Linked DNA regions of Homo sapiens: regions 2 and 3 are each linked to region 1. A link is a loop called in an ENCODE intact Hi-C map of the cell type or tissue named here. Cell type or tissue: HCT116. All regions are shown on one strand. Region 1 has its middle 6.4 kb from the start of SEMA3E. Region 2 overlaps SEMA3E (semaphorin 3E). Region 3 has its middle 300 kb from the start of CACNA2D1.

The links. Peaks named below come from ENCODE experiments on the same cell type or tissue, not always from the same donor. Only the 100,000 strongest peaks of a DNase experiment are listed, where the experiment ranks them.
Region 2: a loop joins it to region 1, with 9 times the contacts of the local background. A loop is called at or near these places in 6 of 110 quality-filtered maps.
Region 3: it touches region 1 in a loop (3-fold over the local background); 5 of 110 quality-filtered maps call a loop at or near these places.

The regions. Positions count from the first base shown.
Region 1 is chr7:83,651,574-83,659,573 of GRCh38, reverse strand. No RefSeq gene overlaps it. Among named protein-coding and RNA genes, the nearest start is that of SEMA3E, 6.4 kb to the right of the region's middle. In HCT116, a CTCF peak has its summit at 3,413; a DNase peak (open chromatin) is centred at 3,423.
Region 2 is chr7:83,362,177-83,370,176 of GRCh38, reverse strand. SEMA3E (semaphorin 3E) reads left to right here. Exons shown (of 17, transcript NM_012431.3): 17 at 2,139-6,939. The coding sequence ends at 2,591. Among named protein-coding and RNA genes, the nearest start is that of PCLO, 200 kb to the right of the region's middle. In HCT116, CTCF peaks have their summits at 3,196, 3,399 (motif pointing left) and 4,228; a DNase peak (open chromatin) is centred at 3,464.
Region 3 is chr7:82,737,432-82,745,431 of GRCh38, reverse strand. No RefSeq gene overlaps it. Among named protein-coding and RNA genes, the nearest start is that of CACNA2D1, 300 kb to the right of the region's middle. In HCT116, a CTCF peak has its summit at 4,984 (motif pointing left); a DNase peak (open chromatin) is centred at 4,981.

The DNA of each region.
Region 1 (8,000 bases):
TCCAATAAAAATTTAGAGTTACTACGAGTAAAACATGTATTTCTGAGGGATGAGCTTTCTAGCCAGAGAAAACAGCATGCACAAAGGCCCTGAAGTGGGAGAACGCTTACCTAGGTTGAGAATTATCAAGGGACTCAATGTGTCTTGAATGGGGTGAGGGAGAAAGAAAATGATAGATAAGGTCAAAGATATAGTAGGAGTCCGCATCAAGAAAGACTTCCTAGACAACTATAAGGATTTTATTTTTATCCTAATTGACATGGAGCAGAAGAGCATTTGTGGGAAGGGACCTAGATGTGTTCATTTATTTAGAGGGTGGAAGTAGGTTTATAGATGGAGGGAATAAAGGGCAGGTTAGAAACCAGAACATATTAAGGTACAGATGCTTATTAAACATGCAAGTGGAGATATCTGGAAGGCAAGTGGATATAAAATCTGTAATTTAGTGGAAAGGGTTGAATGGTTGAGTTTATTTGTATAAATTTGGGATCCTCAGCACTTTGATGTTACGAAAAACCATGGTCTTGGATAAGATTTCTAGAGGGTGTACTAGTCAGGGTTCAATAGAAGAAGCAGTTTCCCTAGAAGATAAATATGGATTTGTCATAAGGATTTCAAATTATACATTTTTGGAAGCTGATTAATAAGTCATTATAAGGTAGTTATGTTCCTGCCTAACAATACAGCTTGTTGTACAGAGGGTGGGTAGTCAGAAAAGAAGCTTACAAAACGAAAGAGAGAAAGAACAAGCTAAAACCTCCATGCATGAACAATGAATAAGAACCCAATGAAGACAGACGAAAACCAGTATCAGGTCTTGTCGCCTCTGATTTTGGTGATGTGGGTGTCCTGCAGAAGCTGGAGCCCTTAGTCATGGAGTTAAAGACACACGCCTGGTCTAGGAGACAGAGACGCTGAAGGAGGTTCCTTGGAAGGTGTAGCAGTGGCAGGCCGGAAAGCTGCCACTGAAACCAACGTGTAAGCAACCAGTGTGTTTTACAAAAATGACTGTTGTTTGTTTTCCACCCTTCAATTCTCCCAAGAATCTCCTTTTTGACTCAGCCAAATTGGAAATAAACACAAAAGGGAACTCTAGGAAAGGTGGTTCAGTTTAGCCAAGTTGACACATTGCAAATTTGCTATATTGGGTGAGTATGGATGGAGAACAGATGAAGTCATAGGTCTAAATCCTGTGGCACTCAAAAATTTAGAGGTCAGGAACACGGGGGCTTCTATGAAGTGTCTTTAAAAGCAGAAGGCAAAACTCTCTTAGTCCTTTTTTCGCTGCTATAATAGCAAACCACAGACTGGTTAATTAATTAATAATAGCTTATTTGGCTCATGGTTCTGGAGGCAGGAAAGTTGAGTTTGAGAGGCCACATCTGGTGAGGGTTTTTTTTGCTGCCTCATAACATGGGGGGAGGCATCCATGGTGAGGAGGTGCACATGTTTGACAGCAAGACAGAGAAGAAAGCTGGCTGACCTCATCCTTTCATCAGGAGCCCACTCTCAAGACAATAGCATTAATCCATCATAAAGGCAGAGCCTTCAGGACCTAGTAACCTCTTAAAGGTCCCACCTTTTAATACGGTCATAATGGCAATTAAATTTCAACATGAGTATAGCAGGGGACATTCAAGCCATAGTTATACCCTTCTTTATTAATTCTTAATTATTGTTGCCCACAAAAAGGATGTGATGGCTAGAGTTTGGACTATGCGATGGAGACTACCTTTTGAAGATGGAAAAACAACTACAAGATAGAAAGTGTTCATGTCGGTAATGATCCTTACTCTGGCACACCAGCCTTGGACTTACCCCAGGACTGTGTTTACAAGAAGGAGAAGTCAAATTTGTCATATTTAAATCACTGTTGTTTGGGTTTTCTACCACCTGCAACCAAACAAAATTCTAAATGATAGAGTAGATTCAGGAGAAAATGAGAGGTGAACAAATGAAGACAGAGTATAGACAGTATTTTGAAGAAATTAACTATAAGTTGGAACCAGAAATGAATCTTTCACTGGAGGATAAGTGAGATTAGGGGGAGATTTATTTTTATGATGGGAAACTACATTTTTTCTATGCTGTTTGGGAATTATTCAATAAAGAGGAATCATTTGATTATGTGGGAAAGATATGAAGAAATTGTATACTGAATAATGGAAAAAAAATGAAAAATTCTAGAAGGAATATTTAACTAACTTGATTGCTTATTCAGAATGGGGAAATTTATACTTGAATGATTTTCATCAAATGTCAATGTTAATATCGTTATAGTTGAAAAACTGTAGGAAATAGCGCATTCTGGGAATTTAAATGAATTTCCATAAATTTTTATCCTGTCATTGGAAATAAATAATATGTCATGATTTTAATACTGTAAAGCTTACTTCATTGAAAATAACTGGCAAGGTAGACTCTTATTTAAAACTTGTATCACTCAGGAAATCTTTAACTTGATTTTCACCCTTATTTGTAAAACATATTATTGTTTCTTGCATTTTAGCCCTGCATAACTCTTATCAATTTTATTGTACAAACATGATATACTAGTTCGCTTTTCTTACTTAGTTATTAAAATTTCTTACAGTAGAGTTTTAATTGAAATTCCATTTTTATAACTTTTCTCAACAATGATTAGTGATCTACCTTGAGATCATTAAACAATGCATTGAAATTCTCCTGGAATTAATTTTAGGCATAGCTCTACATGCATACACTAATTTCTCTTTGGAAACATGATAATTTCTTAGTCCTATATAATACAAAGTGAAATTCTAGGTTGAAAATATTTTTTCTATTTAGATCTCAAGGGAAAGATGTTGTTTTATTTTGTTTTTAGTTTTTGGCAATCAAGAGGAATGAGGTTAGAGGTTACAGCAGTTTATATTTTTTGTTCATATTTTTGCATTATTTATTGCTTACTATAAACATGTGATTATACAAAGAGGACCTGCAGGAATTATATCATTGTCTCATCGTAACAGTAACAGTAAAGATGCTTTAAGTATGAGACATGATAGTTAAAAATCAGGACTGATTTAATTTAGAGTTTTCTAAATTATAAAATTTAACTGAGTTTGCTAGATTTTAATCAACACATTTTCACAAAACATATTTGTCTATCACCTTTGTTTCTGGTATATTTATGGTCATCTTTTAAACAGTCTGAGCCATTTATTAAGCAGTATTTCCTGAACAGAATTCTTACTGTTAACACTTAAAAATTTTCCCCCTTAACTAGCAAGACCCATTCTTGAAAACTAGCTATTTTCAGAACATAAAGTGTCACATTATCATTTAATAAAGCAAATTCTTATTTTTGTTTTAAGAAACAAATTGTGAGCACAAATAGGTTTGTAACTATATTTCCTTGACAACTGAAAACATGTAGTACCAGTCCTGGCCTCCACATGGTGCTAGTGTTATGCACTGGAACATGAAAAGCCAGAACTACCTAGTAATGCAAAATAACCACTTATACCGCCCATCAAAAATAAACCCAATAATAAAACAACAGATTCAAATAAAAAGGCACTGCACCTGAAATCCTTCCTTATGTAAAATCTGGCTCATATACAATAATCATCTGGTTCGTGTACAAAATGATTTGCCAAATCATTTGTATACATTATAGTAAAGCTGAATAAAAGGTGGCAAAAATAACAATTTTAGATTTCTTATTCCATCTTTGGGATCTCACCAACATCACATTCTTTTTTCCATGTATTGTCTCTTCCATGGATGGCTATTTGGAATGATGTTAAGAAGAGGCAGTACTTATGGGGTGGTGGAGGGTGGGGAGAAGAGGCTTCAAAAGCCTTCTGCCAGGTTTTCTCCATGTTCATTGTGATTCCTTTGAACTATAAAATTCACTTTCAAAGCCAAAATATAATTTATTTTGAATATTCCTATTTTCAGTCATATTCTTCACAAATTTAAAGTTAATGTATGTTTCTCTTTATTTTAATGTAAAACAGGTATATTCATTGAGTTTGTCAGTTTTATGTGATGTGTAAAATTTTACATCTCTCTGCCAATTGTCTGACAGTTGAAAATACTATAAAATATTACACAATATTAGGCCATTTTGCTCAGTTTCTTGACAACTGACTAATGGATAATTGCATTGGTTTTATCTAAATCCTTCCTCTTCTTTTGTGATGGAATATAATTGTTTTCTTCACTTTATGCTAACAATTGAAACTTCATCCTCTATCAAGAGAATCTGAACAACTAAAGAAGTGCTCCAAATAATTAACAAGAAGAGACTGTTTGGTATCTAAGTTATCTTACGCCCGTGTAGATTGCCTTGCAAATAATACAAACTCAATAAATATTTATTGAATAAATCACACAATACCAACTGGTTTGGTTATGGCATTAACAGGGGCAGTTGAAAAATAATGGAGATTACAGAGCATGTGAAAGAGGACTCAAGACTTGGAAAGAAAAGAGGAAAATTAAAAATATATTACCCTGAATTATGATTTACATTCCTCCCTCCCTTTCTTCTTTCTCCTCTTTTTTTCTGCCTCCCTCCATCCTTTTTTTTTTTTTTTTTCAGGTATACAACTCAGAAACTGCTTGTCAAACAATTAGATCACTTATTGCCAGGAAGAAAAAAAAATATGGGCAGTATTAAAGTCTAGAATAAGATTAAAGAAATCAGTGGATAACTTCTTTACTGAAGTTTATGGCATTTATTATTGGTTTCATAGTGAGTCAATTTCTTAAGTGGACAGAGTATAAAATGTTGTCTTTAGTTTAGGTACATTAGTGGTAACATTGTTTGAAAATGTTGGAATCTTTTGGACAAAATAATCTAAACATCAGTAACTATGTGTAAATGATTTATTACCCTTAAACCCTTTCTTGGAAACTTCTTTCTTCTTTTGTGACCATAACCAGAAATATCTGTCTTTCTCTCTGTGCATTTCTTTACGTATTTATCTATGTATATATATTTCCAGAAATAAGAATAACCATTATTAGCTGACAATTTTTCTTAAAACATTTCTTAGTTCCCTTAGGAATTTGTTCTTCAATAATTTTGCCTACGTTATTTAGCCATCCTGTTATTCGTGTTTGCCGAGCCTAAAAGACTAGCCAAAACCCAACAGCCTACAAGGGTCGGTATTCAATTAACTAACCAAATCACTAATATGTGTGCAGCTGGAAATCTCAGAGAGTATGTTCTGCCATCTGACACAACCTGGAATATAGGACTTTATTTGCCGAGTTCAATCACAGACACTGATTTTTGAAGCACCAACTGCTTTGAAAGGTTTTTATTTTAAAACTATATATAGTTCATTATTAACATTTATTAAAGATAGGTTCCTGCTAGTATAGTATTTGGATAACTATTATGAAGTCTTTCCTAAATCATATTCTCTTAAAAAAATTGGAATGTTTGGAACATGGACCCTGGTGTCTGGGTTTAAAATGGCGATTATGCTGCTTACTGGTGTTTCTCTTCAGGCAAGTTACTAACTAAGCAGTTAACCAACTAACTAAGTTACTGACATCTGTGTCCTACATTCTGTTTTGTGTAAGTGACAATAAAAATGGTACCTATTGCATCGAGTGATTTTCTAGGTTTAATTGGATTTTATATGAATATGCCTTGCATGCTGCCTAGCATATAGAAAACAAAAAGTTAACAGTAATCATTATTTTTATTCATTTTAAAGTGGAATCAGTTTGGAGTATAGTGCTAGATATTGAGATTAATAGTAACATATTATAACCAATTCACCACTGGTGCCACCAGTAACTCACAAATATGTATAACAAAAGACATAGAAACCCATCAATTATAACATATTATAGAAGTGTTTTTTCAGAATGTCAGATTTTTTTTTTTAATAGAATGTTAGATTTTTTAAAGCAACTGATTGGAGTTCTGTCTCTTTAAGGAATTCTCTATAACCTATAAGGAAGAGTATAGGAAAACCTCCCAGGGCCTGTATATTATAGAATTTTCAGAATTAATCATTTCATTTTGCCATGAAAAGGCATGCAAATCATGACTGCTCTTTGATTAAAGTTCATTAAAGCTTATATTGGCTCCAAATGCTTATTCTGCTTTTCTTTATTATTAAAGACCTAAAAGAAAATGAGAATAAACCTAGTATAATTTGGAAACAAAGAATTTTAAAATTTTATGAGAGCAATTTCATTAAAATTTTATGAGTCTTTTTTGCTTTTTAGAATAGCTGGTCAAAAATGGAAAAATACTAGGCCAACTTATTGGATTGTCAGCCATCCAAATGATAACATCAAAATAACATTAGCCAAACCTCTTTCAGGCGGGTGAATGATTGGTGAATGATTGGATCGTATATGGTACTAATTGATGGAATGCCATTCTCCGGGACTACGCTTAGCAGCATACAAATCAGGAGTGATGTAGTTATCTGTCCTTATCTGCCTGAATCACTGAATGTGGGAAACAGTCAATCCAGACTCTAGATCCTTTACAAATTCTGTGATATAAGGCATCTGAATAGAATGACCAATAAAAGCATTAGCAGTCCTGAACTGTAAAACCCGGAAGCAGCAATGGCGGCAGCAGCAGCAACAGCAGGTCTTATTGGTGGGACATTTGAGGTGCTCCAGACTGGAGGTCATTGGGATAGCAGGGCTAGCAGGAATAGAAGAGAGATTAGTGAAGCTGAAATGCCATAACTACCACAGAGAAGTTATGTTATCTAAGTATTTTAAGCCCTTATATATTTATAAAATTTATGTATTTCTGTGTTTAGTTATAAAAAGGGTAATTATTATTGCTATTTTGATAGTTTGGTTTTTTTTAATGCTTTTAATCATAATGTTCTTCAGATGTAGTACTGTGTAATGTTGTCCACCTATAAATAATGTATATGTCATCATTTTTGTGTAAATGTTCAACTGGAAAAGCTAAAGGCATATTCCACCCCATTCTACAAGTGGCACAGGGAATTACTTTACCTCTTACTTGGCCCTCAAGTATCCACATCTCTGCCTGTCTGTATGAATAACTTCTGCTGAAGTAAGTTTTAGTGGCACATAGAATGGAATACACCGTAATACCCCATCAGCAACTTGTTAATGCTCTAAGTTTGTCCAAAAGCATGTTCCCTGAAGCACAGTAGGTACAGTGTGTGCATTTAGTCAGGAGAGGCTACGCTCTGCTGTGGTAACAAATAAACTAAGTAGCTTAACATAACATGTTTCCTCCCATTCATACAAAGTCTCTTGTGAGTCTGAGTAACTTTCTAGGGTAGCTGTCTCCAGTGGTGATTCAGTAATGTAAGATGATTCAATTTCATCCTGCCACCATTTCAAGGTAAGTTCTCCTCTTTTGCCACAGAAAGGGCTTCAGAAAGACCAAATGATTTCTTAGGAATATTTCACTGCCTCAGCCCAGATGTGATACATATCACTTCTGCTCATATTTCCTTGGCTAGAATTAGTCAAGTGAATTCACATGACTGCCAAGGAGCTGGAAAGTATAGTCTCCCATATACCCAGGAATGAATATTGATGATACGATATTGAAGGAATATTGATAGGTACTGTCTCCCACAGTATGCAAGATAATTTTAAGTCATGTAGAAACAAACTTTTACGACTGTTTGGTTTTTGCATGTATTTGAAAAATACAAGTAGGACATGAAGCCTATGAGGTAATGGTTTCATTTTATATTAATTTAAGTTTAATTGCAGATACTATGTGTTATACTAAAAATGGTGAATGTGGTAAACAGATGCCTAATGTTTTGGTAACACTGCCCTAAAGGAACATCTGTCAAACACAAATCTTAGAACGTAAAATTTCAGGCAAACTGGGAACATGAGGTGGGGCATAGCAAGCTGTTCTTCAACAAGTACCTGAGGTTGATTCAACAGCAGATAGTATGGGATTGCCTCCTGGGAGGGCTTGTTGTAGAAGCTAGTTGATTTTCTGCTGTTGAAATTGGAGAACCAGTGATGGAACCCATCATGGGGGA
Region 2 (8,000 bases), 290 kb after region 1:
TGTAAGATGTACCATTTTAGGGAAGCTGGCTGAAACAAAGGAATAAAAGTACTATCAAATGGATGGAAATAAAATGTAAGATCAGTGAAGGATGGAGGATTGCACCTTAAGGTAATGAGAAATCTGCAGAAGAAACCAAGAAAGAGTAAGGAAAATAAGGACAGTATAATGGCACATACCTCACAGAAAATAAAAGATGTTTAAGGAGGCAGATTTCATCCATATCAAATGCAGCGATAAATTTTAAAACACTGGAGGCTTACTTCAGAGTCAGTATCATGTGAGGCACGGGGTGGTCATAGGTTGCAATAGATGGTAAAGTTATGGAGAAAGCTAGTGCTGGAAAATAAGTTTGTTCAGAAGCCTGGCCTGGAGGCATGAGTAAACAAGCAGAGGTACACAAAGTCCTTTAAAAGTTAGTTGCCTATAACAGTTGCTAAGGATATTCTGAGAAAAATGTATCAGTAAAACAGATTGTTTCTATGTGGTGAAGATGATTTTGCTTTGAGGGTCTTCTTGGTTCCTCACTGGAGGATTTCACTCTCCAGTTAATGGCTACAGCATTCTGCCTACCAGGACATGGTCCCACCAAGTCAAGGGAAGCACCTGCAAAAGACTTATGGAGACTCTTTTATTAGCCCAACTAGGACACTCTGAAGCTTCTGAGTTATTAACTTACTTATAATGGCTGAAAAAAATGCCTTTGGGGCACCACATAACTTAAAAATAACATCCCTATTTCTTACTATATTACTACATTTTGCCATCTGTTCCACAAATCGTGGTTTGTGGATACCAGTTTCTACACCTGAGTAATCACATTGAAACTTCATCTATGCCAGGTCTCATCAAGGCAGGAAAGAGCTGAGTCTGGCATGCCTGGCCAGGACCTATCACAGGGACAAAAACATGCTTATCATTAATAGCCTTTATTGCCAAATTGTTTGTAATTATTGCCTCTACATTTCTTTTATATTGACAAAGAAGAATATTGCTTTCATTTTTGTATTCTCAAAGGTGAAATCTGTCAGCATACTGTGAACCACCTTTATACCATTATCGTAAGATCCTGGGCCACAGGAAAACATGATTGTTTTTGGTTAGATGAATGTATAGTAGAAAGGTAGAGGTAGCTATTGATAGCACTGTGCAAAAAATCCTCACCTATTTTCTTTAATCTTCACAACAATTTTTCAGGTTATTAAGTTATCTCCACTTTACAAAGAAAACTAAGGCAAGAAACATACATGAATGCCCTAAATCACACAATAAATAGTGGTGGCAATATTTGACTCTAACTCTGCCTAATGTCAAATCATTTACTTACTAGTCCAGCTATTTGTGATAAAACATGAGCTATTCGTTGAAAGCCTTATCTTGCTCTTCTTACTCTGAATTATAATTATTTATTTATAGAAATAATGTGAGTATTATATCAAATACATGACAAAAGATATTTGAGCACTGAAGGTATATTGAAACTTAATATTTGCTATTCCGTCTGATCCTTTAGAGCAGGAACTGGATTTTACTTGTTTATTTTTTAATCTCTTGTAAAGGACAGCCTATGAAAATGTAAGGGATGTTCACTGAACTGATTAACTGATGAATTTTTTTGTAAGACGACAAAGTGAAAGGAGCCCAGTTCTCCAAAGAGAGGTCCTTGTAGAAACATTGGTCACTACCATCTGGAGGGCATAATCATTCCTGAAAGAATGTGGGAAGTGGTATTTGTTCTGTCCATTGAAAAACAAATGTTAAAAAATAAATTTTAGAAATTTTCCTTTCACTCTTACTGTGACTGCTATATTGAAATGTATTTTTTCTAATGATTAATTGAATCATTAGGGAGAAAACCCTCTTACTTTACAGTATTGATATAAAATGATCTCAAGGTCATTGATATGAAGTGACCACCAATGTAAATATCTTCAGAATACACACACACACACACACACACACACACAGAGAGAGAGAGAGAGATGTAATTATTTAGCATTTTTGTGTATGTATGATTTTCAGGGTTTCATTATGTGACAGTGAAAATGAAAAAATTCAAGATAGGTAGTGGAAAGGGTGATGGATTGTTATTTTCTCTCCTGTGTACTTCAGTGCCATTTACTTTTTTGTTTTTGCAGGTGAAGACAGATGACAGAGTGGTTAAGATGGACCTTGGTTTACTCTTCCTAAGGTTACACAAATCAGATGCTGGGACCTATTTTTGCCAGACAGTAGAGCATAGCTTTGTCCATACGGTCCGTAAAATCACCTTGGAGGTAGTGGAAGAGGAGAAAGTCGAGGATATGTTTAACAAGGACGATGAGGAGGACAGGCATCACAGGATGCCTTGTCCTGCTCAGAGTAGCATCTCGCAGGGAGCAAAACCATGGTACAAGGAATTCTTGCAGCTGATCGGTTATAGCAACTTCCAGAGAGTGGAAGAATACTGCGAGAAAGTATGGTGCACAGATAGAAAGAGGAAAAAGCTTAAAATGTCACCCTCCAAGTGGAAGTATGCCAACCCTCAGGAAAAGAAGCTCCGTTCCAAACCTGAGCATTACCGCCTGCCCAGGCACACGCTGGACTCCTGATGGGGTGAGACTATCTACTGTCTTTTGAAGAATTTATATTTGGAAAGTAAAAAAGTAAAAAAATAAATCATCCAACTTCTTTGCATTACTTAAAAGAGATTTCTGTAATACAGGAATGACTATGAAGGTGTTATAATAAATTATTCTACATACTCATTTGACTGGATAAACTTTACATAAAATTAACTAATTTTTTAAATAAATGCATTGCTTAATGGTTTCTCATTATGTTTATCAAAAAACAACTGTAGCTGTTATTTTCAGTACTTGGCTGCTTTTCTGTGAAAATTATTATTTTACTTTTGGAAGACAAGATTATTAGAATATTGAAGAAAAATTGGAGACTTATAATCATGGTAAATATAAAACTAAATATGTTTTAATATTTCTGAATTTTTCTTTTCCATCACAATGTAAGATATGCAGAATACAAGATACTTTGGCATTCTCATGTGAACTTTCTGTACTCTTTAAGGATTATTTTATTAGTGTTGTTTAAGCCATGAGTGTTAAGTAGCAGGTGTGTTGTGAGTGCTGTAACCCATGAAAGGAAAAATGTCATTCTGAGGCTTGTGCCCTTCGTAAAATATTCATTAAAGTACATTCACACTATTTTTGCTTTATAACACAGTCTTTAATTTTCACTCACTGTGGAAATAAAAACTAAGGTAACTTCTCAGAAAGATATCAAATCTCAGAAAGAATGTCAAATCAGATGAAGTTATAGTTAGGATTCTAACTACTGTAAAAGATTTTTGCTTCCCTCTTGTGGTAAAAAAAATTATATTCTCACACATTTCTTTTTTCTCTACAGACGGATATCTGTTTAGGAAAGATTTGAAAGCAGATTATCAGTAGGTACATGGATACATCAAGTTCATTTGCAGAAACAAATAACTGAAATAAAAAACATGTTAATCCTTGTATCATACTTTAATATGAAAGTATTGTTTATAGATAATTTATCTCACAAGTCAAAAATGAAGATTTTGCAGCACTGAAAATCTATTAAAGCTCCAAATTTTAAGTTTCTAAATAATCTTCGCTGAAATCTAAAATATACTATAACAACCGTGTTTTATTTGTGAAAAAAATATTAAAGTGATTTGCTCTCAAATATCAAATTTTCTTCTCTCTTTTATATTAAGAGACAGAAAATTGTTTCATGAGTTCACTTAACTACTGAGATATTCAGAGCATTTTTACCTCTCTCTTAAATGTTATAAAAAACAATTGTATTTTTAAGAATGTTTATTTATCAAAGTCTTTCCTTCTTCTATTAAATATTTAGCAATTACCTTTCTAAAATATGAAATTTTGTAAGATGTTTTCACCTAAATAAAAATTGAAAGCAAGTGGATTACACAGGAGAACCATTATGAACATTTATTTAGATATTAATCTTAAACAGTGTTTATTTCAGTTTTCAAAGTTAGCTTATAGGTTATACATTTAAGTTAAAGTGCTCATAATCACTTGCAATTTCATTGTAAAATGAACAAATACATAAATATTTTAAGAAAAATTTAAGTTTATTCAGATAAGTCACCATGCTTCAAAAGATCTAAGAAATGCAAATATACTGAAAATTGACATCCTCTGAAAATTCCACTTGCTATTTACCCAAGAATCCACTGGAGGTCATTACTGCCATTAAATAATAACTGAAAAGACTATGTAGTGAAATGTATTTTTAAAAACTATATTCAGTAAAAGCCTGCTCAATTTGGAGAAATAGAACCACAAACACAGATCACAGGGGCCTTACAAAGTTTATGTCTGAACAAATAAGTCAATTAAGTACACTTTATTGAAAATTGCCTTCCATTAACACACAAGAAAGAAAGCAGGATTTTCTCCTGTATCTGAATTTTAAAATTAAAAAGGCAGATAAGACATAAATAGTTATCATTTTAATTGCAATAACACAGACAAGTAGTTAATGATGATAACAATGGTGTAACTTGTAAACTAAATATTTGGTAACTGAAGCAATAGGCAGAGGAAAATAGCTTTTCTATGACACAAGTCATAAGAAGTCCATATACTGAAGAGCGTTTGATTAAAATAAAGTGACTATTAACCAGAAAAGAAACATTTTACATAAAATGCTAAAATTTATTATAGGAAAATAAATCAAACCCAAAGAAAGTTTATTCAATGCTAATTTGAAAGAAAATTGATAAGAAAACTTTGAGGGCCCAAGTCCACAATTTGGTGAGACCACTAAATTTTACATATAATTATACACACACATATGTACATATATATGTATATAATCTTGCTTCCCGCCTGTTTATGGCAGTACTGAAGAGAAATGGGAAAGAAGAGGGAGGGAGAGAGAAAGACGAAGGGAGAGAGAAAGCAGTTTCCAAGGATATGTTTCATGTCCCACCATTTTCTCAGTTTCTCCCTCTCTCTCCCAACACACACACACACACACCCCTCACATACTATAAAATAAATCTTCACTGCCCTATCAAAATACAAATAAATCAATCTATGCTGTTCTGTCCTTCTTGAGAATCTAAAACATACCACAAAAATACATCCCCAGTCTTTTGTTCTGTCTGAGGTTAGAATTAATTCAAATTCAGAATCTGTTGTGAGAAATGCCCAGGCTTTAAAAATTAAAAATGGATGGATCTTCTCTGAACTCAGGGAGGGCACATACTTAGATACCTACAAGACTTGGAGGAATTAAGAGTTCACCCTTCATCTCACCAAATTTTCCCCATTTTTCTCTTTCTTGTAGAAGGAGAGAAACCATGCTCTCTAGCAACATTGAGCAAAAATCATAACCACTCATCTAATTTCTAAGAGGCACCTCCATCGAGGGCCGGTCTCCTGCTTCTTTAGACCTCTTCTATCTTTGTTACAGGAGAGGACCTGTGGATAGACTTAGTTTTGACATAAAACAATGCCCATTCACCTCCTCCTTCAGCACAACGTCACCCATTGGGCAAGAGATCCAGATTTGTTAACAAAAAAGATTTTACTTCGTGATTCCACGTCTATAATTCTATATTGCTAATTTTTTCTTTTGTGTGAATTACTGAATATTTCAGAGCAAAGCTATCAACTTGGAGAAACAGGGATTAAAAATAAGGATAAACACTAATAAGAGCTCTAGAAAAAAGGGAACAGAAAGTCTGCCTGTTTAGTAAGTGGCAATTCCATACATATTTTAGAGTTTTTTCTATCTAAAATTAGTTAAATACTTAGAATGTTTGTAATGAGTGTTCGATATTTGCTATAGGTTTTAGGGTTTTGTAAATCTTCATAGTAATTATAAACATTTGTAAAATTTGTAAAATACTATAAGTCATTTTGAGTGTTGGTGTTAAGCATGAAACAAACAGCAGCTGTTGTCCTTAAAAATGAATTGACCTGGCCGGGCGCGGTGGCTCACGCCTGTAATCCCAGCACTTTGGGAGGCCGAGGCGGGTGGATCATGAGGTCAGGAGATCGAGACCATCCTGGCTAACAAGGTGAAACCCCGTCTCTACTAAAAATACAAAAAATTAGCCGGGCGCGGTGGCGGGCGCCTGTAGTCCCAGCTACTTGGGAGGCTGAGGCAGGAGAATGGCGTGAACCCGGGAAGCGGAGCTTGCAGTGAGCCGAGATTGCGCCACTGCAGTCCGCAGTCCGGCCTGGGCGACAGAGCGAGACTCCGTCTCAAAAAAAAAAAAAAAAAAAAAAAAAAAAAAAAAAAAAAAAAAAAATGAATTGACCTGTGACACCTGTAGCCTAATAAACATATTAAGAAAAGTACTTAGTATTGTATAGATATTTGGATTCCAAGAGAAAATGCAACATTTATAATAAGAAGTCCATACTCTTTTTCTTACAGCAGAGCGTCACACTGAGTTCCATTTTAAAAAAGGACTCATTTTTCAGGCCAACAACTGTTGCATTTGAATCAGATATAAATAATAGATTTTCCACAAACACTCAGCTGATTGTAGCAGTGTTATTTAAGCTGGTATGTTTATTTTTTTTTTCTTGGAAGGATAGCTTTATATTTTGGCTTTCATTATAAATTGTGTTCTGCTTGTGTTTAAATGGCTTACTTATAAGCTAGAGCACTATATGGGAGTGTTCTTCTCTGTATGGTATCCTTTTATTTGCTTGGCTGGGTTCATAACAGTGTGTGCCATATTCTTTCTTTTCACTGATTCTAAGCCATGAGACTTATTAGCATCTGGTGGCAAGCTGCAGGGACCATTAACAGTGTGTCTCTTTGACTACAACGTGGATCTGCCACTACGCGCTATGTACCATTATGTACAATCTCTATTTGGCTCAACTTCGATGAAAAAGAAATAAATATTTGCTAAACTCTCAAGTGTCGTCTGGGGAGCATTTTCTAAGTTTTTGCCAACTGAACTCAAGTTTTTTATATTAAGCCTAAATGTAAACATACAATGCCAGACTACCACTGTTTTTTTTGGATTTTTTTTAGAAGTTAGAAAAGAATTCAGTTTTCTTTCCTGGGATATTTATAAGCCAAGTTTCCTACAGAGGAAAAAGTCTGTTAACTTCATTACCTTGCAGCAGTTGGGTTTATTTATGCAACCTCGTGTTGCTAGGACCAGCAGCCAGAAATTCCTTTCAAAGCTTCATCATCCAGATAAGAGATATGAAAAATGAAAGTTTTTAGAAGGGTAACTCGTTGAATGTTTACGATTTTTGCAAGCCTCAAGTTCTAGCTTAATGTATCTGAATTGCTATTTTCTCTGTTATTTTTATAAGACCTTGGGAAGGCCATTTAAACGAAGTGTGGTGTTAAATAAACTTTTGGGGGCGCATTTTGTTTCTGAGGCAAATTTTATTGTATTGGTAAGTAATTAGTTACAATGTTTTAAAAGAAAAAATTGGCAGCAGCTCATGGAGTGTGTCTCTGGCAGCTTTATGATGTGACAATGACATTAATGGTAGTTGTTTATCATATTTCAACCTTGCATTCATTTATAATATAGGCCTACTTTTAGTATAGTATTTGATGAACGAATTGAAACTGTTCTTCAGATACATTTTCAGTCTTTAGTCAGAGGAAGAAGAGAGACAGTTATGGTAACTAGAAATCTGTTGCTTACTATTCAAAGGAAACAAAGGTATCCACCCATCTTTGTATTCAAAAACAGTATGCCAGGCACTGAACCAGGCACTGTATAAAGTCTAGAAATGTTAATAATCCCATTATTACACAGATAAATAAAAATTAAATTATGTTTTTAGAGACTATGTTTGCAGTGTTTATTGGAAAAAAATCCCAAATCTTCATTTTACTTTATAGTGCATGAAATGCAACAACCGTGTAGTTTAATACAAGCATTTATTCTTTCAGAAATACAGTTGGTATACACAGGGGATTAGGTCCAGGGCTCCCATGTATACCAAAATTCA
Region 3 (8,000 bases), 910 kb after region 1:
TTATGGATGCTGCTGCCCTCACCAATTGATTCCTGTTGGCTGAAGGACTCCCTGTGACCTCCCATGAAGCATAACATTTAATGGGGCTTCTGGCCCTACATGCCATGCATTCCATCAGGCCCACATTCCTGAGCCTTTTGCTTCTGCCAGGCAACCCAGGCATTTCCACTTTGCTCGGCCAGGGCCATCACTTATTCCTGGCTTTTAAGAGCCACTCTTAGCAGAAAGTTTGTTCTGTATTCTGGGGTCCTTACCAGGGTATAAAATAAAATGTCTCAAAAAAAGTGCTGCCAAGTCCATTGTTCTTATTCAGTCTTTCACTCTGGCTTCCGTGATCAAGCACCCTCAAACCTAACCCCAGGGGTGATCCCTTGGCTACTGTTTGTACATTGTAGCATATACCTGAAACTCCTTCAGTTTATAAACTCATTTCTCCCTTATCAGCCCAGCATGTCTCCAGTTAGATTGTGCTAGAATTCAGTCACAGTTTTCAGCTTTATAATCAGGATAGGCAGGAGGGGCAACTCTTGAGAAGGTCACCTGTCGTCTTGCAAAGGAGAGGCTGCTCTGTAGCTTTTTCCTGTGGGGGAGCAGTACTAGCTCTTACTAGGGAGGGACAGCCTTCTCCCTTTTGCAAATTCTGAGGGTCAGAGGGGTCTGAAAAGCCACAATTCTCAGGGATATGGTCAAAGTAAAAATTGCACTGGAAGGCAAAGAAGACATTATTCAAAGCTGCTAAAACAGAAGAGAGAGGTCGTCTGAAGTCAACTCTATTGAAACAAAGAGAAGGAGGAATTTTCAGAACTGGGATGATCTACTGGAAAAGTGCTGGAGGACATGGGGTGGGGGTTGGGCGGTTGATCAGTGGGATGTGCTAATCCTGAGTTTGCAAATGTTTTTTCTCAATTATTAGGCCATCCATGTTTGCTAATTGGTGCCCATAAAAGTTAGGCTCCCATTCGCACACAGAAACTGAAAGATAGGTGCACTATCTTTCCTCGAAATTACATGTCAAAAGAGTGGCTTCTAAGTCCTCAAGAAAGACTTTCCTGGATTATGAGAGGACCTCAGGGGTTTTAAAGCCATCCCGGTCAGCGTTGACTCAGGTGTTCCAATTCTATCTGGTAGGGTTCCAGAGATCCTAACCACAGCCCTAACCTTAAGGGAAACCTGTACTGTCTTTGCTGAACGTTAAAATGTCTCTGGAGCCTCTGTAGTTCTCACTATGAAACCCCGGGTCTGCTTCTCAGCAACTATCAGCTCTTCCATTGCAGGGAGTAAGGGCTTCTTCCTAAACTACCACAAAGGGCCTCTGGCTATCACAGCTAACTTTACGAATTTGTCAACTTCCTTATCATTTATCGTTATACCTCTATAAAGCAACACTTCAACTTAGTAGTAAATAGTCAGTTCTGCTGTCCTTACAGGCATTGTGCACTCTGTGTCTTTCAAATGCCTTGATCCTCACACCAAGGACATTCCTCTCCCTGGGGACTTCTCCTAAGTCATCACTCCTGAAATCAGCAGCAATTGGGCTGCCACCTTATTCAGAAATTATCTATGCTTTGCGTTTCAGATGATGTATTTCCTTTTCAAGTGTTAAATATTCTTTATTTGATATTACACACACACCACACTAAAATGCCTTTCAATAAGTACGAGAAACTTTTTTTTTTTTTCCAGACAGAGTCTTGTTCTGTTGCCCAGGCTGGAGGTCAGTGGTGTGCGATCTCGGCTCACTGCAACCTCCACCTCCTGGGTTCAAGCGATTCTCCTGCCTCAGCCTGTTGAGTAGCTGGGATTACAGGCATGTGCTAACACACTTGGCTAATTTTTGTGTTTTTAGTAGAGATGAGGTTTCACCATATTGGCCAGGTTGATCTTGAACTCCTGACCTCAAATGATCCACCCACTTTGGACTCCCAAACTGCTAGGACTACAGGCATGAGCCACCACACCTGGCCAAGGAACCATTTTAGATACAGGAAATTCTAATTAGGTTGGTATAGTTAAAACCAAAAAGATAAAGTAGACTTTGCCACCTTATCTTCAGCCCAGCCTTTAGGAGGCAAATAACACAAAACACAAATGAGTCTTGCTTGGTTCTGAGAAAAAGGGGGGATTTCCCCAGTATTTAAATATAGTCATATAACAAGTATATACATCTGAATATAAAACCAATCTCTAATAGATTTTAAGATGGCATGCACCGTCTTTGTGGAAAGTTGAACATTATTAACAAAGTCCAGTCATATCTTCAGAAGACGAAAACAGCGATAGCATTTACTGAATCAGAATTACTATTAACGTTCAAAAAACCAAACATATTAATTTAACCACAAGCCAGTCTTAGTTAAGTCAGGACTGCCCAAGAAAAATATTCTGTCAGTCATTCATGATCAGAATTCTGATGTATGAGATCTATTAAATCATGGCACACATAAAAAAAGTCACAAGACATACCACAGAAATACAAACTACCATCAGAGAATACTATAAACACCTCCAAGGAAATAAACTAGAAAATCTAGAAGAAATGGATAAATTCCTGGACACATACACCCTCCCAAGACTAAACCAGGAAGAACTTCTGAACAAAAATCTTCTTGCCCTTCTCATCATCGCCCATATTTAATTCTCTCTCATCGCTGGTGATATGAAGATTTCTGTTCAAAAGCCAGACATCTTGCTAAGTCCAGTATGGTACTTTATTTGCCAACTGGAGAGGGAATGATCCAGTCCCCACAACCCCCTTCTTGTCACCTGTTTTCTCAGACCACTCTCTGTGTCAGTTTGGGTCCTCTGAGTAGACACCAGGACAGGATTGGATGTCCAAGGGATTTGCGGGTGTATTGCCTTTGAAGGAAGAGCCTTCAGACCGAGATGGAAACATCATGACTGTGAAGAAAGAATGAAAAGAAAAGGAAGGACTGGGAAGGAAGGACTCCTTCAGACTGCAGAACTGTTCTGAAAAACTCTTGGGCACACTAAGGTGGTGGAGGGCGCTTCAAAGAAAATGCGTTCATTAGAGGAGGCGTCACTTTGAGCAGGCATGGACTGGTTCTACCCTGCTGTGCTTGACCATTGTCTGGGAGCAGCTTATAGGATGTGTGGCCTCAGTGCTCAGGAGGGGAGCAGCTAGAAATTGTTGATCAACTACCCTCCCACAGGAGGTTTTTATGAAGATCTGAGCAGGACATTTCCACAGCCACCACAGCATGTCATTTACAAGAACTCTTTATAAAATATGAAAAAGTAGGATAGAGAAATCTAATGGCAATTAAAACTTAAGGCCATAGGGAAAAATGGGATTCAGTTTGGAATTAGAAATCAGTGCACCTCATATTCCATTCTATCTTGGAGAGCAATAACCATTATTTTCTTCCTAGTATGTTTTAAGTATAATTTTGGTTTCCTCAAATAGTCTATTTCTTATACCAAGTATGATATTGTATATGTGAAGTTTGCCCTTTTAAAAAATTTATACAAAGAGAATGCTAAAAATGCTGAGATAACTAGAATAACATTGGCCCAGTGCTTTCTTAGTTGATGGGTAAACAAGAAAAAAAAGAACTTTTTCACTAAATCATTTTGGATAGCTTGATGTTCTTTTAATGTGTAAGAAAAAAATGGTTTAGCCTGGTGTAAACATGCCTTTGATTTCTGAATTTTAATGTTGGCTTTTAATGATGGTGCAGCATACTCTTAGCAGTGCTTGAAATGCCTCTTTAGTACATACTTCAAAGGAATGCTCAGAGCTGCTGCCTCTGCAATTGTTTAGTACTCTCATAAAGTGGAATTTGAAAGTGTGTCTTCTCCCAGGGAAGAAAAAAATCCCAGGAACTAGATACATTGATAGATGTAATTGAGATTGAAATTATTCTGTTTTCATTGAGGTCTAGGGTCTCAGTTCAAACATATCTAGCCTATTGCCATTCTATTGGGTACTTTTTATGCTCTCTTCTGTTCTTTTTTTTTTTCTATTTGTTAGAGTTGTCCTTCATCATCATCATCGCTACCATCAATAACATTATCAAAAATTACCATTAAAAGTATCACTTTGCCTTTAATATGTTAAGCATTACTGCTCAATGTGAGCTGAATGTTTTTGGTTTCCTTCCTATGCACAGTAGGAGAGAGTCAGGGCTGAAGGCCAAATACTTATAGGTTAAAACTAACAACTCAAACCCATAGTCCTCAGAAACATCAAGACCAAATGTTGGGGTCTTGAGTCAGGAGATGGGAGAGAGGAAGCGCTTATGGGAAATGTTTTATTCTAGTCATCGTGAAGTTCAACCTATCTTGGACATGAAGACCCCTGACATGCACTCACAGTAGAATATTTTTATGAAAGCTGTTCTGAGATCAGAAGGGGCCAAGCGGTCTTGATGATGGGGGTTAATTCCTAAACATCTCAATCAGTTTCCCTATAGTCCCTGAATATTTTTGACATCTGGATGTTTTAAGTGCAAAATATGTATTTTAAGACACTTACCTAAGGAGCAAAGTTCATTATTATTCAATGGTGTTTTATTTACTGATGTTTAGAATTCATTATTAAAAACTCTTATCAAGCTATAGATACTTGCTCACTACAGTCACTTTTCTTCCCTAAGATATGCTGTAAACTTGGCATTTTTAAAAAATGTTTATTTTTCTTCCCTCAGCTTCTGGACTCAATATCAATAAGGCAGCTAATGTTGATAAAAGAAGACACATTCCATGCATTTTAAAGAAAAACGCAATTTATTTTTAAAACCCCATTCCAGTGAATATTTTAAAATATTTTATACAATAATTAATATCTCTCCAAAAATACAGCTTACTGCTTCTCATTGTTCTTTCATATTAGCTTGAATTACTGATTACCTGAATATAGCACGCTGCTAAAGGAAAAGGTTGAAATAGTCTGGAAATTCCAGATCCATCTTTGCTTTTCTAGACATATTCTGCTAGAGTCCCCTGCTCCAGCATTTGTGAATCACGCCCTCTGCTGGAGCCCCATGAGTTCAGTTGAATTGAGTTCAGTTTAATACTGAATGAGTATGCCAAGTGCACTAGAAAAACTCTTTAATCAATGATGACCCAGTTAACAGAGAAGATGCACAAAATCTGTGCCTAGCAGTCCCTCAGAAATGAAAGCCTTTCTGCTGTGATCTATTTATGTTTTATTTCTTAAATATCTAATGAGGCTAAGTCAGATTTTTCTGACAGCTTTGGATCCTCAGCTTTCTGCATTCATCATTTCCGGTCTGTAACAGCAAAATCTATATTTAAAGTATTTTATTCTTTTCTTTTCTTCAACCTATACAGATATATAGGTAGAAGATCTATATCCAATACAAATATACCCTTCTTATCTTTTCCCTCAAAATATTTTGCAGAGACCTTTGTCCTCCACAAAAGGTGACTTTATGCAGAGTGTAGTAGTGTAGTGGGATGGAAGAGAAGGTTCCCCTGTTTAAAAAAATATATTTGATATCAACCCAAATCAATGCTTTCTACCATTCAACACCCCCAATATCTCACTCAGGCTGTTCTAAAAGGATCTACAAAGTAGTTCCTGTAGGAAACAGAAACTGGTCTGTTTGCAGTTTTTAAAAAATATCCTGATACTATTATTCCTCTGCATCTTATGTCAAAAAAAGCACACAATTTCTATCAACATAAAGGATCATGTTTTAGAAAATCTGGATATACTAAGATCCATTTTTTTCCTTTCAAATCTGTATTAGTCTGGGTTCTCTAGAGAAACAGAAGCCATAGGAGATAGGTAGGTGATTGATTGATAGACAGATAAATAGATAGATAGGTAGATGGATAGATACACAGACATCCAGATAGATAAATTTGCCATAGGAGTTGGCTCACATAATTACGGAGGCTGAGAAGTCCAAAATTTGCAGTCAGCAAGCTAGAGACTCTGGAGAGCCGATGGTATAGTTCCAGGTCAAGTTTGAAGGCCTGAAAACCAGGTGAGCAGATGATGTAAGTTCCTGTCTGATTTTGAAGGCCTGAGGACCAAGACAGCTGATGCATAAGTTTCCGTGTGAGTTCGAAAACAGAAATAGACCAATGTCCCCATTCAAAGACAGAGAGAAAGAATTCTTTCTTACTCAGCCTTTTATTCTACTCAGGTCTTTCAGCAGATTTGGATGAGGCCCAACCACATTGGGAAGGGCAATCTGCTTTACTCAGTTTACTAGTTCAAATGTTAATTTCATCCAGAAACACCCTCACAGACACACCCAGAAATTATGATTTTTCTGGGTACCCCTTGGCCCAGTCAAGTTGACACAAAAGTTTAACCATCACAAATCTACTCCTCGCCAGTTTGGCACTCATATGCATCTTCTTAAACATATTTTATCTCCAAATAAAGAAAATAACATCTAACGTGATAAAACTACCCTGCACAGAACTGAAAATGCACCAACCCCTTCCCCAGAAGAGGAGGCAAAGTCCTTAAGGGGTGTTTACTCTTATCCTTGATATCCTATAACTTAAGTACTGAGATGTAAAATTAACAATACTTAAATACTATGATATAGCTGGGCATGGTGGCTCCCACCTGTAATCCCAGCACTTGGGAGGCTGAGGCAGGCAGATCACTTGAGGTCAGGAGTTTGAGATCAGCGTGGCCAACATGGTGAAACCCCATCGCTAGTAAAAATACAAAATTAGCCGGGCATGGTGACACATGCCTGTAATTCCAGCTATTCAGGAGGTTGAGGCAGGAGAATCACTTGAACCCAGGAGACAGAGGTTTCAGTGAGCTGAGATGGCACCATTGCACTCCAGCCTGGGCAACAAGAGTGAAACTCTGTCTCAAAATAAATAAATAAATAAATAAACAAATTATATGATATAAAGTCAATACATGTTATGTTACATGAAAAGGGAACAGGAAAGGAAAGAAAACAAAGGGACGTATACAGCCTGCTGGCAGCAGATCTTAGACGTCTCAGCTTCCATAATTGTATGAGTCAATTTCTTATGGTAAATCTATGTATCTATCTATCTATCTATCTATCTATCTATCTATCATCTATCATTTATCTATCTATGCACACACACACACACACATATTCAGAACAAGCTAAGGAGGAAATACTCCTAATTTCCATAACTGGTCACATGGTCCGAGCTGCTATTTATAACTATCTTCTCCCACTACTCATTCTGTATTTCCTTGGCCTTCAGCAAACACCTCAGCTGCGTGTGGTCCTTTATCTGGTAGATGACCCAAACCTGTATTCCTGAATGACTTAGGCTGTTAGCAGTCCTGTCTAGATTGGGTTGTTGTCATTTTCCATTGATCTTAATCAACCTTAGGGATCTCCTGTGTTCCAGGAATCCTCTTCCTTACCTCCATTGTGGAGTAGCAGTTCAATTTCCCACTGGTAGTCAGGATCACTCACCCCTGCCAGCACAGTAAATCCCTTATTTTCCTGTTGATTCAGAGGCATGAGGAGTCCAAAGTTGCTGGATAGCAGTCTTAACTTCCAGCTCAATGGAATCATGTTGTGTCTCCTAATGGAAGCATCCCTCCCTTTGGAACTAAGACCTCTAGGTCAGCAAAGCATAAGGTGGTAGGAACAGGAAGCAAAAATTTTGCTAATGGGTCACTAGGAGTAATACTGAGTGGTTCCACTCTGATTTCCATCCTTCATTCCTGACCCATAAATCCTGGCTATAGGAGAAGCAGCACAATATGCTGGAAGATAATTCAGACATATACAGTTTTATGGAGAACTTCACCTCAGCCCTGCAAGGTATTGTTACATAGCTGGTGCTGTAGCTGAGTCTTCAAAAGGCCATTCCACCATTCTATCAAACCAGCTGCATCAGAAGCAATCCTGTGTCTAATACCATGATGCTGGATAAGGCATTCTAGAAATCTATGGATGGTAGTTTTTGCAGACGCATTGTATGCAGAGAAGGCAAATTCATATCTACACTGTCTATTTCAGTAAGAACAAAATGATATTCCCTCCATG